Linked DNA regions of Homo sapiens: region 1 is linked to region 2. Evidence: read pairs that join two places in POLR2A ChIA-PET (ENCODE). Cell type or tissue: B cell. All regions are shown on one strand.

Region 1 (8,000 bases), 220 kb before region 2:
AGGCTGGCAGTGCATTGGCGTGGTCTCGGCCCACTGCAACCTCCGCCTTCCACACTCAAGTGATCCTCCTCCCTCAGCCTCCAGAGTGACTGAGACTAAGCCACCTTGCCCAGCTAATTTTTGTATTTTTAGTACACACGGGGTTTGCCACGTTACCCAGGCTGGTCTGAGCTCAGGGGATCCACCCACATCAGCCGTCCAAAGTGCTAGGACTATAGATGTGAGCCAGCGCACCTGGCCCACAATATTAAGTGAAATCTCACTGTCTTTTCTCTTCCAGTTTTTAGGTTTTTGTCTCTTCATTCAGTTTTGGGAACTTATTAGTTCCCATTATCTAGACTTAAGAATGTTGTATGGGCCGGGCGCGGTGGCTCACGCCTGTAATCCCAGCACTTTGGGAGGCTGAGGCGGGCGGATCACGAGGTCAGGAGATCGAGACCATCCTGGCTAACACGGTGAAACTCCGTCTCTAGTAAAAATACAAAAAAATTAGCCTGGGGTGGTGGCGGGCGCCTGTAATCCCAGCTAGTCGGGAGGCTGAGGCAGGAGAATGGCGTGAACCCGGGAGGCGGAGCTTGCAGTGAGCTGAGATCGCGCCACTGCACTCCAGCCTGGGCGACAGAGTGAGACTCCGTCTCAAAAAAAAAAAAAAAGAGAATGTTGGTATGAAATAGGAATAATTCTCTTTGATTTTTTTTAGCTTATCTTTCCTGCCTAGGTTATTAAATAGCAAATGTTTGTTTTTTCCCCCTGCTTTGCAGGGGCGTATTGATCTGCCACCTTTTTCAAGAACCAGTTTAGGGCCAGGCACAGTAGCTTACACCTATAACCCCCGCATTTTGGGAGGCCGAGGCGGGCGGATCACAAGGTCAGGAGATCGAGACCATCCTGGCTAACAGGGTGAAACCCCGTCTCTACTAAAAATACAAAAAATTAGCTGGGCGTGGTGGCAGGCACCTGTAGTCCCAGCTACTCGGGAGGCTGAGGCAGGAGAATGGCGTGAACCCGGGAGGCGGAGCTTGCAGTGAGCCGAGATCCTACCACTGCACTCCAGCCTGGGCGACAGAGTGAGACTCTGTCTCAAAAAAAAAAAAAAAAAAAAAAGAGATCAGCCTGGGCAACTTAGTGAGACCCCTGTCTCTACTAAAAGTCTAAAAATTTTTTAAAAGCCAAGCACAATAGCTCACGTCTGTAATGCTAACACTTTGGGAGGCCAAGGAGGGTAGATCACTTGAGGTCAAGAGTTCAAAACCAGGCTGGCCAACATGGTGAAATCCCGTCTCCAATAAAAATACAAAAATTAGCAGAGCATGGTGGCACATGCCTGTAATCCCAGCTACTCAGGAGGCAGTCAGCTGAGATTATGCCACTGCACTTCAGCCTGAGCAACAGAGACCCTGTCTCAAAAAAAAAAAAAAAAAGAAAAAGAAAATAAAAAGAAAGAAAAAAAGAGAAATCCAACAGCCTAACAGAAAAATAGTCAAGGGAGATCAACAAGAGACTAGATCTCTGAAGAAATATAAATCATAACTTAATATAAAAAAAATATACAGCCCGACTAACAATATTCATATTTAAGTCAGTCTTTTAAGTGACTTTCAAACACACTTAACAAAAAGCAAGCTAAAAGTTTTATAAAAGAAATGATAGCTTCTCTCACCTGGTACAGCAGGCAACTTTTTAGTCAAAATAAGGTCAGGAATAGTTTCCCCAAAACAGCCAGACACCCTCTGTCAAGACAAACCGTCCTTAGATAAAAAGATGAGCAACAAGCTGCTGTGTTTCTTTTATACGAATTAGGCTCTTGATTGGATAATTGAAATAACACGGATTCTCACAAGCAGAAATTTTCACACATCAGGTTAGATTGTTTTCTTAATTCATCCAATAATGTAATACCTCAGTTCTATAAACGTTGAAGAAATTCACTTCTCACAAGGAGAGACTGGGGGCAAATGCATATAGCAGTTCACTTGAATGTCCCCACATAAAAAAAAATAATAATAACAACAACAAGAAATAAAAGATCTGTTTTACCCTGGTTGGCTTTCAGTTGACCATTTCATTTGGTTCACCTGCTGAGAATTCGGTAACGATGTTACTGTGAGGCAGGACGACAGGACGACTTCTAGCCACTGTATCCTTCTTAGCACTGTTTCCCAGCACTAACTGAGCAGAAGAATCACCTGGCCTCTTGGTCAAAACACAGATTCCTAAGTCCCGCATGTATACAGTAATTCCAGTTAAGCAGGTCTGCAGCAGGACCAGGAGTGTGCATTTTTCAGAAATACCACCTGCCCCCACCAGAAATCTTTAAATATTTTTATCATGCTCTCAATAATAGACATTTCAGAGGGATGAGTTGAAGGAGGGCTGGCATTTGTTCACTACAAAATCATATCATTGAAGGAATCTTGGAAAATATAGACCAGAAGGAAACAAAGGGAGAAAAATAAGCACAGGAGCCGGGCGCGGTGGCTCACGCCTGTAATCCCAGCACTTCGGGAGGCCGAGGCGGGTGGATCACAAGGTCAGGAGATCGAGACCATCCTGGCTAACACGGTGAAACCCCAGCTCTACTAAAAATACAAAAAATTATCCGGTCATGGTGGTGGGCGCCTGTAGTCCCAGCTACTCGGGAGGCTGAGGCAGGCGAATGGCGTGAACCCAGGAGGCGGAGCTTGCAGAGAGCTGAGAGCTGAGATCGCGCCACTGCACTCCAGCCTGGGCGACCAAGCGAGACTCTGTTTCAAAAAAAAAAAAAAAAAGAAAGAAAGAAAAGAAAAATAAGCACAGGAAAAAATACTGTAAAAAAATCAAGATATTAAATATTAACTGTGCTTATGCTTGGAAGTGGAACTATATGTATTATTATTATTTACAGGTTTTATTTACAGACTAAAGGGTGCAGAAGGCATGAAAATATTTTGTGATACTAATCCCATTTTGGAGAGAAAAAATAAGCACTGGCCAGGCACAGTAGCTCATGCCTATAATCCCAGCACTTTGGCAGGCTGAGGTGGGAGGATCACTAGAGGCCAGGAGTTCAAACTGGACAACATAATGAGATACTTTTTTTTTTTTTTTTTTTTTACATGGAATCTCCCTCTATCGCCCAGGCTGGAGTGCAGTGGCACCTTCTCGGCTCACTGCAACCTCCGCCTCCTGGGTTCAAGCGATTCTCGTCTCAGGCTCCCAAAATAGCTGGGGCTACAAGTGTGCACCACCACGCCCAGCTAATTTTTTTTTTTTTTTTTTTGAGACAGAGTTTCGCTCTTGTTGCCCGAGATGGAGTGCAATGGCGTGATCTTGGCTCACCGCAACCTCCGCCTCCCAGGTTCAAGCAATTCTCCTGCCTCAGCCTCCCAAGTAGCTGAGATTAGAGGCATGCATCACCACATCCGGCTTATTTTGTATTTTTAGTAGAGACAGGGTTTCTCCGTGTTGGTCAGGCTGGTCGCGAACTCCTGACGTCAGTTGATTTGCCTGCCTTGGCCTCCCAAAGTGCTGGGATTACAGGCGTGAGCCACCACGCCCGGCTAATCAGGCTGAGTCTCGAACTCCTGACCTCAGGTGATCTCCCCACTTCTGCCTCCCTAAGTACTGGCATTACAGGCGTCAGCCACCACGTCCAGCCACTTTCTTTCATTTCTGTTTCTGAGGTCCATTGCTCCATTCAGTAGAAAAGGGGTGGCTTGGAGAGGATTTGCCAACCTTCCCATGATTTCCATCACCACATCCCCCAAAATGCACAACCTAAGTTTAAAAGCATAGCAACTGGTCAGGTGTGGTGGTTTACGCCTGTAATCCCAGCACTGTGGGAGGCTGAGGCAGGCGGATCGCCTGAGGTCAGGAGTTCTAGACAAGCCTGGCCAACATGGTGAAACCCCGTCTCTACTAAAAATATAAAAATTAGCCGGGCGTGGTAGTGTGCACCTATAATCCCAGCTACTCAGGAGGCTGAGGCATGAGAATTGCTTGAACCCAGGAGGCGGAGGTTGCAGTGAGCTGAGATCTCACCATTGTACTCCAGCATGGTTGACAAGAGCAAGACTCCGTCTCAAAAAAAAAAAAATAGAAAAAGAAAAAAGAAAATGACCCAGCTGAGTTATATAAGCAGGTGATACTAATCTTTTATTTATTTTTCTTTCCTTTTTTTTTTTCAGATGGAGTCTGGCTCTGTCACCCAGGCTGGAGTGCAGTGGCACGATCTCGGCTCACTGCAACCTCCGCCTCCTGTGTTCAAGCAATTCTTCTGCCTCAGCCTCCTGAGTAGCTGGGACAACAGGCGCGTGCCACCACACCTGGCTAATTTTTGTGTTTTTATGGGGTTTCACCATATTGGCCACGATGGTCTCGAACTCCTGACCTCGTGATCCACCTGCCTTGGCCTCCCAAAGTGCTGGGATTACAGGTGTGAGCCACCGCGCCCAGCCGATACTAATCATTTTAAGTGCTGGACTGCAGTGTTATAATCTGGGGTTAAGTAGAGCCACCTAAATAATTTGCCATTTTTTCTCTCCAGGACCACTATACTGAAATGATCCCTATAACCAAAATTTTATTCATGGTCTTCGATCAGTTGCACTAATTTCCTTAGGATCCAAGGATTGATGAAGGTTTCTCGTGGCTCATAAAGTCCAAATTGGGAATCTTGGTATTTGAATATTAATACTATCTGTAGGCAAGAAAAATCGTAACAATTTCAGAAAAAAAAATGTAGGGAGTGCAGAACTTTCAAATATTTAACTAAATGGCAAGAATTCTTTGCTCTTAAACACCCATATATGGAAAATAGAGCAAGGGTTTTTTGGCCAGGTGTTACGAATAGGATGACACTTAGCAACTTCTTGGTACCCTCATTTTCGTATTTTCAAGGAGACTGAAATACAATGTGATCCTTTCTTTTTTTTTTCTTTTCTTTTTTTTTTTTTTTTTTTGAGACGGAGTCTCACTCTGTCGCCCAGCCCAGGCTGGAGTGCAGTGGCGCGATCTCGGCTCACTGCAACCTCTGCCTTCTGGGTTCAAGCGATTCTCCTGCGTCAGCCTCTCAAGTAGCTGGGATTACAGGCACACACCACTATGCCTGGCAAATTTTTGTATTTTTAGTAGAGATGGGGTTTCACCATATTAGTCAGGCTGATCTCGAACTCCTGACCTCAAGTGATCTGCCCACCTTGGCCTCTCAAAGTGCTGGGAGTACAGGGGTGACCCACTGTGACTGATCACCCGGCCAGTATTTTAGTTATTTGTAGAGACAAGGGCCGGCTATGTTGCCTAGGCTGTTCCCAAACTTTTGTGCTCAAGTGATCTTCCTGCCTCGAGTTCCCGAAGTGTGGGGATTACAGGCATAAGCCACCATGCCCAGCAGGAGCTCTTAAGGTCTGCTTGAATGGTCCTTGTTTTGCTGGGTACAGTTAGTTACATTTTATCATTTTTTTTTTTTTTGAGATGGAGTCTTGCTGTGTTGTCCAGGCTGCCGTTCAGTGGTGCGATCTTGGCTCACTGCAACCTCCGCCTCCCAGACACAAGCGATTCTCCTGCCTCAGCCTCCTGAGTAGCTGGGACTACAGGCGTGCACAACCAGGCCTGGCTAATTCTTGTGTTTTCAGTAGACATGGGGTTTCGCCATGTTGGCCAGGCTGGTCTCGAACTCCTCATCTCCCCACCTCTGCCTCCCTAAATATTGGGATTACAGGCGTCAGCCACCACTTCCAGCCACGTTCTTTCATTTCTGTTTCTGAGGCCCATTGCTCCATTCAGTAGAAAAGGGGCGGCTTGTAGGAGATTTGCCAGCCTTCCCATTATTTCCATCACCACGTCCCCCAAAATGCACAATCTAAGTTTAAAAGTGTAGCAACTGGTCAGATGTTGTGGCTCACGCCTGTAATCCCAGCACTATGGGAGGCTGAGGCGGGCGGATCGCCTGAGGTCAGAAGTTCTAGACAAGTCTGACTAACATGGTGAAACCCCGTCTCTACTAAAAATACAAAAATTAGCCGGGCGTGGTGGTGTGCGCCTGTAATCCCAACTACTCAGGAGGCTGAGGAACGAGAATCGCTTCAACCCAGGAGGCGGAGGTTGCAGTGAGCTGAGATTGCACCATTGTACTCCAGCCTGGGTGACAAGAGCAAGACTCCATCTCAAAAAAAAAAAAAAAAGAAAAGAAAAGAAAAAAAAGAAAATAAGAAAATGACCCAGCAGAGTTATATAACAGGAGATATTAATCATTTTAAGTGTTGGACTGCTATGTTATAATCTGGGGTTAAGTAGAACCACCTAAATAATTTGCCATTTTTTCTCTCCAGGACCACTATCCTGAAATAATAATCCCCATAACCAAATTTTATTCATGGTCTTTGATCAGTTGCACTAATTTCCTTAGGATTCAAGGATTGATGAAGGTTTCTCATGGCTCATAAAGTCCAAATTGGGAATCTTGGTTTTTGAATATTAATACTATCTGTAGGCAAGAAATACTGCAACAATTTCAGAAAATAAAATGTAGGGAGTGCAGAACTTTCAAATATTTAACTAAATGGGAAGATTTCCTGGCTCTTAAACACCCGTATACGGAAAGTAGAGCAACTTCTTGGTACCCTCATTTTAGTATTTCTCAAGGAGACTGAAATACAATGTGATTATATATATAATTTTTTGAGACGGAGTCTCGCTCTGTCGCCCAGGGTGGAGTGCAGTGGCGTGATCTCGGCTCACTGCAAGCTCCACCTCCCAGGTTCTCACCATTCTTCTGCCTCAGCCTCCCGAATAGCTGGGACTACAGGCACATGCCGCCACGCCCAGCTAATTTTTTGTATCTTTAGTACAGATCGAGCCAGGATGGTCTCGATCTCCTGACCTCGTGATCCACCTGCCTTGGCTTCTCAAAGTGCTGGGATTACAGGTGTAAGCCACCACGCCTGGACTTTTTTTTTTTTTTTTTGAGACGGATCCTGCCTCAGCCTCTTGAGTAGCTGGGATTACAGATGTCCACTACCGTATCGGCTAATTTTTGTATTTTTAGTAGAGACAAGGTTTTGCCATGTTGGGCAGGCTGGTTTTGAACTCCCAACCTCAGGTGATCTGCCCACTTCAGCCTCCCAAATTGCTGGGATTACAGGCGTGAGCCACCGTGCCCAGCCACAATGTGGTGTTTATTATACAGTTGGATTGACTTAAATACATTCATGGCATTTAAAATGAAATTTTAATTATTACGATTCCTAAAAAACAAATGAACTAAAACTCAATTACTTCCTTCAGAACAAAAACGTTACACTCAAATTTCTCCCATCAGATCTCATTTGGTTCATTAAATCTCCCTGGTGAAGAGGATGGATTCCAGAAACCCAGTGCCAACAATGAAATATCACCCTCATACTTGGCCCACGAGAACATCATATACCATAGTAGAGATTTCGCCCTCCTCTTGGCCCCCGGGGGAGACTACTGTTGGCTCCTAGCACTATCAGCTGGCTAGGAATGTGTATGCAACACTTCTGAAGCCTTGGAAACATAGTACAGAATGTACCCATTTTAGGATGATTCAACTTTATGATTTTTCAACTTTTTGATGGTATAAAAGCGATACATAATCAGTACAAACCATATACATACCACCATTTTTCAGTACAGTACTCATTACATGTGTCAACACTTTATTATAAGATAGGTTTTATGTTAGATGATAACACCAGCATCTTGCTCAATAAATTGAAGCCAGCTTTTTCAACAGAGAACATTATTAGAATGAAACTAGATGCAAGAACAGGAAAGTAAACACCTGTGTCATGTTCAACAAGACTGAACTACGGAGCAAAGAATCACACAGTGTTGCAAGATCTTGAACTGACTAGATGATAGGATTACAAAAACCACACAGCTATTGCTGGAAAATTATGTCATGCAGAGAACAGACTGGCACGATTACATATGTGGGTTTGTCCTACACAAACCAGACCTTTAAGTGAAACAAGTCTATCCAACCATCTTCCCATAAA
Region 2 (8,000 bases):
GTGCAGATCTTCCAGGGAGCCGTCTAATGGAATTTCCTGGTTAATGGACACAGAGAACCACTGCTAAGAACGATTTCCTTTTCTCTTTCAATCTGCAGCACTTTTTATGAAGACTGGTCTTTTGTGATGGATGAAGAAAGGTCCAGTATGCTTCCTACCATGGCAGCAGGTAAGCCTGGCCCAGACCAGGGTGCAGGGCCTTGTGACACTTGGCAGAGGGGCTGCCTTGGGGCAGTTCCACAGCGCCATGGAGTGTTGTGATTCTTCTGTCCCTCAACAACTCAATGAGTCACTTGCTGCTGTCCTTCTTTTACTAGGACTGAATGTTGGTTTTTTAATTTGTATTCCTTTAAAGAGAGAGCCTCACTCTGTTGCCCAGGCTGGAGTGCAGTGATGCAACCTCGGCTCACTGCAACCTCCGCCTCCTGGGTTCAAGTCATTTTCCTGTCTCAACCTTCCGAGAAGCTGGGATTACGGGCGCCTGCCACCATGACCAGCTAATTTTTGTATTTTAATAGAGATAGAGTTTCACTATGTTGGTCAGGCCGGTCTCGAAATCCTGGGCTCAAGTGATCCACCCGCCTTGGCCTCCCAAAGCATTGGGATTGCAGGTGTGAGCCACCGTGCCCGACCACAGTGTTGGGTCCATTTATCTAGAATGGGAGACCCTGGCAGAGAAAGTGAAGATTTGAAGGTTTTTAGTTGGGCTTTGGAGATGTAATATACATTGCGGGGAATTGGAGGTGGGAGACCTACCTTTGAATCCTGGCTTTACCCCTTGCTACCTGGTGACCTGGGCAGATGCCGTAAGCTTTGCTGCCTTTTCTTTCCTCTCTGTGAGGTGGGAATCATGCTGTCTCAGCAGTCATCTTCATGGGGCTGTGAGAGAATCATGTGAGATCAGGAGTCGCACACATGACGAGTCAACATGGAGAGACCCTGGGTTGATGTTAGTCGGTGGACTGTTACGTTGTTCGCCCTTTGACTCAAAGTGTGAAAGGTGGAATCAGCCGGACTGAAGTGGGCAACTTGCTTCCTCTTTCCAAGTTTTTTGTTGCCTCCTTTTTGTTTTTCCTTGAAAATTTATACTAAATCTCAAATATCTGGGGTTGTTAGTCCTGTCCATTGATGAGAAAAAGAATTTGACCATAATTTCCTTTGTAGATCATAAGATGCCAAGTGTAAGTTTCTGTCCACAGTAATGATGATGATGTTAACCAGTGCACATTTGATGGTTTATGGAGCTGAGTGTTTTGTGAGTGATTGCCTTTAATACTTACAATCCTGTGAGGAAGATAATATTGTCCCCATCTTACAGATAAGGTGACTGGAGTACAGGGAGATGCTAAGTTGCTGGACCAAGGTCTTTTTTTTTTTTTTTTTTTTTTTGAGACGGAGTTTCACTCTCGTTGCCCAGGCTGGAGTGCAATGGCAGGATCTTGGCTCACCACAACCTCTGCCTCCTGGGTTCAAGCGATTCTCCTGCTGCAGCCTCCCGAGTAGCTGGGATTATAGGCATGCACCAACACGCCTGGCTAATTTTGTATTTTTAGTAGATATGGGGTTTCTCCATGTTGGTCAGGCTGGTCTCGAACTCCTGACCTCAGGTGATCCACCTGTCTCAGCCTTCCAAAGTGCCGGGATTACAGGTGTGAGCCACCGTGCCCAGCCTGGATCAAGGTCTTGTAGCTAGTAGGTGGCAGTGCCGGGATTCACTCCCAGGCAGCCTGATCCCGGAACTTGTGCCTTTACCTCCTCCCAGTTGACCTCTTATTCATATTCATTTTCCTGGCTGTTAGGGAGAGAACGTGGCATGACTCAACTCCCATGATAACGGATGTCTGCTGACCCCAGTTTCATGGGAGGTTTTTTTTTTTTTTGAGGCAGAGTCTTGCTTTGTCACCCAGGCTGGAGTGCAGTGGCGCGATTTTCGCTCCCTGCAACGTCCGCATGGGAGGTATTTTTATACCTATTTAAGATCAACGTGCCTCCTCTTCTGTACTCTGTTGTCTGCAGCTGTCTTCTCTTGTTGCTGGTATGACTGCCCATCAGCAAGCACTCCAGACTTTTCCCTTTTTTTGGGCAGGTCTGAACTCCATACTCTTTGCGATTAACATCGACAACAAGGATTTGAACGGGCAGAGTAAGTTTGCTCCCACCGTTTCAGACCTCTTAAAGGAGTCAACGCAGAACGTGACCTCCTTGCTGAAGGAGTCCACGCAAGGAGTGAGCAGCCTGTTCAGGGAGATCACAGCCTCCTCTGCCGTCTCCATCCTCATCAAACCTGAACAGGAGACCGACCCCTTGCCTGTCGTGTCCAGGAATGTCAGTGCTGGTGAGTGGGAACGGGTGCTCGAGGCGGAGCAGAGGGAATCAGAATGTGGCGGATGGGGTGGACATATCTTGTCATCTGAAAGTCATTCCAAGGGGAATGGAGTCCAGTGCACTTGCGTTTTCCATTTGTGTTTCTGTTTCTCATCCTCATTCACTCTGAAAGGGCTCTGACGGCCTTACCTAGATGCGAGAATTGCCGGGTGGAAAAATGAACAGCTCAACCATAGCAAACGGAAAGTGAGAGTGTGAGAGACACCGGGAGCCAGATGACGTTGATCCTCATTCATTAATTCCTTTATTTGTTCCTTCATCGTATTCTGTGTGTTAGGCGGTGAGCCGAATAGGAAAGACAGATTACCAGCAGGTAGCCTGCAGTCTCCTTTGGGATGGGTGTGGGTGGGTAGTTCATGACAAAATATATAATTTATGATCCTTAGGATAAAAGGGATGAAAGCCAAGCATAGACTGCTATGGGGAACATCTGCCATTGGTCTTGCCTCTGACTGGGGATGGCATTTAAGGCCTCAGGAAAGAGAGGAGTTGTCAGGTTTGACTCTAGGCTCTGGGGAAGCAAAAGAGTTGATTCAGGCCGGTCGTGGTGGCTCATGCCTATAATCCTAGCACTTTGGGAGGCCGAGGCAGGAGGATCGCTTGAGTTCAAGGGTTCTAGACCAGCCTGGGCAATGCAGTGAGACCCTGTCTCAATTTTTTAACTTTTTTTTTTTTTTTTTGAGACAGAGTCTCACTCTATTGCCCGGGTTGGAGTGCAGTGGCATGATCTCAGCTCACTGCAACCTCCACTTCCCGGGTTCAAGCAATTCTCCTGCCTCAACCTTCTGAGTAGGTGGGACTATAGGCATGTGCCAACATGCGTGGTTTCTTTTTGTATTTTTAGCAGAGACAGGGTTTCCCCATGTTGGCCAGGCTGGTCTTGAACTCCTGACCTCAGGTGATCTGCCCGCCCTGGCCTCTCAAAGTGCTAGGATTACAGGCGTGAGCCACTGTGCCCAGCCTGTTTTTAAAAAATTTTAATTAAAAAATTAAATATAAAAAAAGAAAGTTGATTCAGTTAAGATTAATTTGGTGAGAAGTTTTCAATACCCTTTGATTCCTTTGGGACATTAAGATGTTACTACAGCAAAATTGGAAATTTTGTTGTAGTATGTATGTGTATATATGTAGAGACAGGGTCTTGCCATGTTGCCCAGGCTGGTCTTGAACTCCTGGCCTCAAGTGATCCTCCTGCCTTGGCCTCCCAAAGTGCTGGGATTACAAGTGTGAGCCACTGCACCTGGTTGAAATTGGAAATTTTGGGCTTAAGTACTTAGTATTCTCAAATCTCTGAAACAAGGCAGTAACTGTGGCCATCCCTTTGGAATTATTCATGGTGAAAGTGTAGAGTCCCATGGTGTCTTTGGTACACAGTGGCCTTGTCTGTCTTGCCCTGTGCTTCTCCAGCAGAGACCCTGCACGAACCTTGTAGAAGATAGGGCTGTTGACAGCTTTGTGTAACAGACACTGAAATTTCTACACCCACAGGAGTAGAAGTTCCACCCATTTTTGGAACTCTGCTTTTGAGGTGATCTCAGAGTTGTGCTATACCAGTGAGGCCTCACCGCATCACACATTGGTTTAGACAGATTGGATTTTTGGAATTGGCTCAAAGTGTCTTACATCCAAGTGTGATGATTAAAATAGGGGCACAAAGTGTCTTCTGTGAGTGCTGGTCACTAAGGCAAGCTTGATTTCTTTTTCAGTTAACATTTGCTATATAACAAGTGATTTAAAAATGTAGCGGCTTAAAACCACTGCAGTTCGTTACTTTTTTGTGTGGGTTGGCATGGTGGCTCTTCTGCTGGGCTCTTTCGGCTCACTCATGGGAGCTGGTGGTTAGATTGGAAGATCCAAGATGGCCCCATCCACGTGTCTGGAATCAGTGCTGGGGCAGCTCGGGTTCTACTCATAGCCTCTCATCCTCCAGTCGGCTGAACTGGCTTCTTTATATATGGGGTCAGGGCCACTGTCCAGGAAAGCAAAGGCAAAGCTGAGACCTTTTAACACCTAGCTACTAGAACTCACACAGTGTTATTTCTGCCACTTTTTTTTTTTGGAGAAAGAGTCTCGCTCTGTCACCCAGACTGGAGTGCAATGGCGCAATCTTGGCTCACTGCAACCTCTGCCTCCCGTGTTCAAGAAATTCTCCTGCCTCAGCCTCCCAAGTAGCTGGGATTACAGGCACCTGCCACCACGCCCAACTAATTTTTTTTTTTTTTGTATTTTTAATACAGACGGGGTTTCACCATGTTTGCCAGGCTGGTCTTGAACTCCTGACCTCAGGTGATCCACCCGCCTTGACCTCCCAAAGTGCTGGGATTATAGGCGTGAGCCACCGCGCCCGGCCCTTTCTGCCACATTCTTTTGGTAGAAGCAGGGCATGGTGGCTCATGCCTATAATCCCAGCAATTTAGGAGGCTGAGGTGGGAGTATTGCTTGAGGCCAGGAGTTTTGAGACTAGCCTGGGCAGCACAGCAAGACCTCATCTCTACAAATAATAATAAAATTAGCTGGGTGTTGTGGCATGCACCTGTAGTCCCAGCTACTCAGGAGGCTGAGGGCAGAGGATTGTTTGATCCCAGGAATTTGAGGTTACAGTGAGCTATGATTGCACCATTGTACTCCAGCCTGGGCAATAGAGCGAGATGCCCCAACTCTTAAAAAAAAAAAAAAAAGCAGAGCACTACGCCAGCCAGATTCAAGAGGGTGCAGAAATAGACATCACCTCTGGCTGGGAGGAGCCACAAAGATCCATTGCAAAGGGGCATTGCACAGGAATGGCAGGAGTTTGAGGCTGCTCAACCCTTGACTACACCCCCCAGCTGGTTCTCCTGGTCTCATCTACCAGCTATGAGAATATTTTCCAAAGTGAAGCATTGAAGATCATTTTGGTAATGGTAGCATCCTTCGCATCAAAGTGACTGCTTAGAAGGAACAGTTTCAAGATGTGCTCTGTGGTGTGTTTATTTAAATCAGAGGCAGAGGCCTGCGTCCATTCTGCTCAATCTTCTGTACACAGATTTTCACTGAGGATTTTAAAAAGTCTGAATTCATGTTACAGTGTATTTCTCACTCGAATAGTATTTTCCATAACCTGGAGGTGAGTTGGTTCCATCATCCTTTTGTCTTGCCTCCTTTTTCTTATACTGTATCTTTTTTTTTTTTTTTGCCAGATGCCAAATGCAAAAAGGAGCGGAAGAAGAAAAAGAAAGTGACCAACATAATCTCATTTGATGATGAGGAAGATGAGCAGAACTCTGGGGACGTGTTTAAAAAGACACCTGGGGCAGGGGAGAGCTCAGAGGACAACTCCGACCGCTCCTCTGTCAATATCATGTCCGCCTTTGAAAGCCCCTTCGGGCCTAACTCCAATGGAAGTCAGAGCAGCAACTCATGGAAAATTGATTCCCTGTCTTTGAACGGGGAGTTTGGGTACCAGAAGCTTGATGTGAAAAGCATCGATGATGAAGATGTGGATGAAAACGAAGATGACGTGTATGGAAACTCATCAGGAAGGAAGCACAGGGGCCACTCGGAGTCGCCCGAGAAGTAAGTTTGTGTGTAAGGTGGAGTCTCACCGTCCCCCAGGCTGGAGTGCCGTGGCGTGATCTCAGCTCACTGCAACCTCCACCTCCCGGGTTCAAGCTATTCTCCTGCCTCAGCCTCCCGAGTAGCTGGGATTACAGGCACCTGTCACCACACCCAGCTAATTTTTGTATTTTTAGTAGAGATGGGGTTTCACCATATTGGCCAGGCTGGTCTCAAACTCCTGACCTCAAGTGATCTGCCTGCCTTGGCCTCCCAAATTGCTAGGTTTACAGGCATGAGCCACCACGCCCAGCCTTCCCTTGCACTTTTAATGAGGGGGTTAAGTTCACTGTTTTCTCTTTCTATGGTATTGGGTAAAATAGGTCTGCAAGCTTTATATTTGCCCAGGGTATCATTCATTCTTCAGGTGTTGATTTAGGAGTGTTATTTGGAAGGAGTATTATTTGCTCTTCCCCTGAGAACTGAAAGAGGGGAAAGGAGTACATTTGAGGGCACTTAATACAAAGTTAATGTCAGAATGTGTGCCTTGAAATTCTTGCTTTATACATACATCTGTCATTTTCATTTCACAGGGTTCACAGGGTTTCACAGTCTGATGAGACTGTGCCTGTTATTGTTTTTTATTTTTACTCTGGATTTTCCTTGCATCTGACTTGCCACTAGCACAGGAAGCTCAGGACGAAGGCAGCGTTAGGAGAATAGTTGTGGTATGGTGACTTCTGTGTTTATCTGCAGGGGTGTGAATAGCCGTAACTTGCCTGCACCTGCTGCCTTAACAGTGGAGTTGGCCAGGCGCAGTGGCTCACACCTGTAATCCCAGCACTTTGGGACACCAAGGTGGGTGGATCACCTGAGGTCAGGAGTTCTAGACCAGCCTGACCAACATGGTGAAACCCCTTCTCTACGTATAAAAAAATACAAAATTAGCCAGGCATGGTGGTGCATGCCTGTAACTCCAGATACTTGGGATGCTGAGGCAGGAGAATCGCTTGAATATGAGAGGCGGAGCCAAGATGATGCCATTGCACTCCAGCCTGGGCAACAAGAGAGAAGGTCCTTCTCAAAAAAAAAAAAAAAAAAAAAGTCCCCCAAATACCCCAAATAAGCTAGTTACCTCTTAGGCTTTGTGGTGCGCAGTGCCCTCCTAATCATGACTACTGCAAAATCCAGTCCATTAAAGTGTAAAATGAGGCCAGGTGCAGTGGTTCATGCCTGTAATCCCGGCACTTTGGGAGGCTGAGTTGGGAGGATTCCTTAAGGCCAGGAGTTTGATACCAGCCTGGGCAACACAGCAAGACTCTGTCTCTACAAAAAAATAAAAAGTATAAAATGAATATACAGAAATGTATCTTTCTATCTGACCTAAATCTTATGGTATTGTTTAGGCTGCAGTATACCCTTAGCCCTAAGATTTTTGTTTTCATGTTGTTACAATATTAGGGTTTTTTTTTTTTTTCTGATGAGACTGTGCCTATTATTGTTTTTTATTTTTACTCTAGTCCTCATCTGCATGGATGCTTGTACTAGTAGTGTTACCTTATTGATCATCTGAGATATGCCAGGTGCTGCAGATGATTTATACCCTATATTGTAAGACGTCTAGCAGCCCTATGAGGTTCATGGGTATCACCTCCATTTTACAGACAGAAGAACAGGATTCCATAGGGAGGCAAGATTTGTGAAAGCCATTGGCTAAATTGAGATTTGGATTCAGGTATGCTGTAATCCAAAGCTTATATTGTCAGTTTTTGTTTTTTTTTTTTGAGACAGAGTCTTGCTCTGTCGCCCAGGCTGGGGTGCAGTGGCGTGATCTCGGCTCACTGCAAACTCCGCCTCCCGGGTTCATGCCATTCTCCTGCCTCAGCCTCCCGAGTAGCTGGGACTGCAAGCGTCCGCCACCACGCCCGGCTAATTTTTGTATTTTTAGTAGAGACAGGGTTTCACCCTGTTAGCCGGGATGGTCTCAAACTCCTGATCTCGTGATCTGCCCGCCTTGGCCTCCCAAAGTGCTGGGATTACAGGCATGAGCCACTGTGCCCAGCTATTCTGTCAAATGTTTTTCA

Evidence for each region. Peaks named below come from ENCODE experiments on the same cell type or tissue, not always from the same donor. Only the 100,000 strongest peaks of a DNase experiment are listed, where the experiment ranks them.
Region 1: POLR2A ChIA-PET joins it to region 2 with 10 read pairs; 4 of 35 experiments call an interaction of 5 or more read pairs at or near these places.

Annotation. Positions count from the first base shown.
Region 1 is chr16:11,826,662-11,834,661 of GRCh38, forward strand. It overlaps RSL1D1 (ribosomal L1 domain containing 1), which reads right to left. Exons shown (of 9, transcript NM_015659.3): 9 at 7,189-8,000. BCAR4 (breast cancer anti-estrogen resistance 4) reads right to left here and starts at 2,171. Exons shown (of 3, transcript NR_131222.1): 1 at 2,038-2,171. In B cell, no CTCF peak of the experiment used is centred here; no DNase peak of the experiment used is centred here.
Region 2 is chr16:12,046,286-12,054,285 of GRCh38, forward strand. SNX29 (sorting nexin 29) reads left to right here. Exons shown (of 21, transcript NM_032167.5): 6 at 99-169; 7 at 2,087-2,335; 8 at 5,562-5,937. Among named protein-coding and RNA genes, the nearest start is that of SNX29, 74 kb to the left of the region's middle. In B cell, no CTCF peak of the experiment used is centred here; no DNase peak of the experiment used is centred here; H3K27ac peaks cover 623 bases.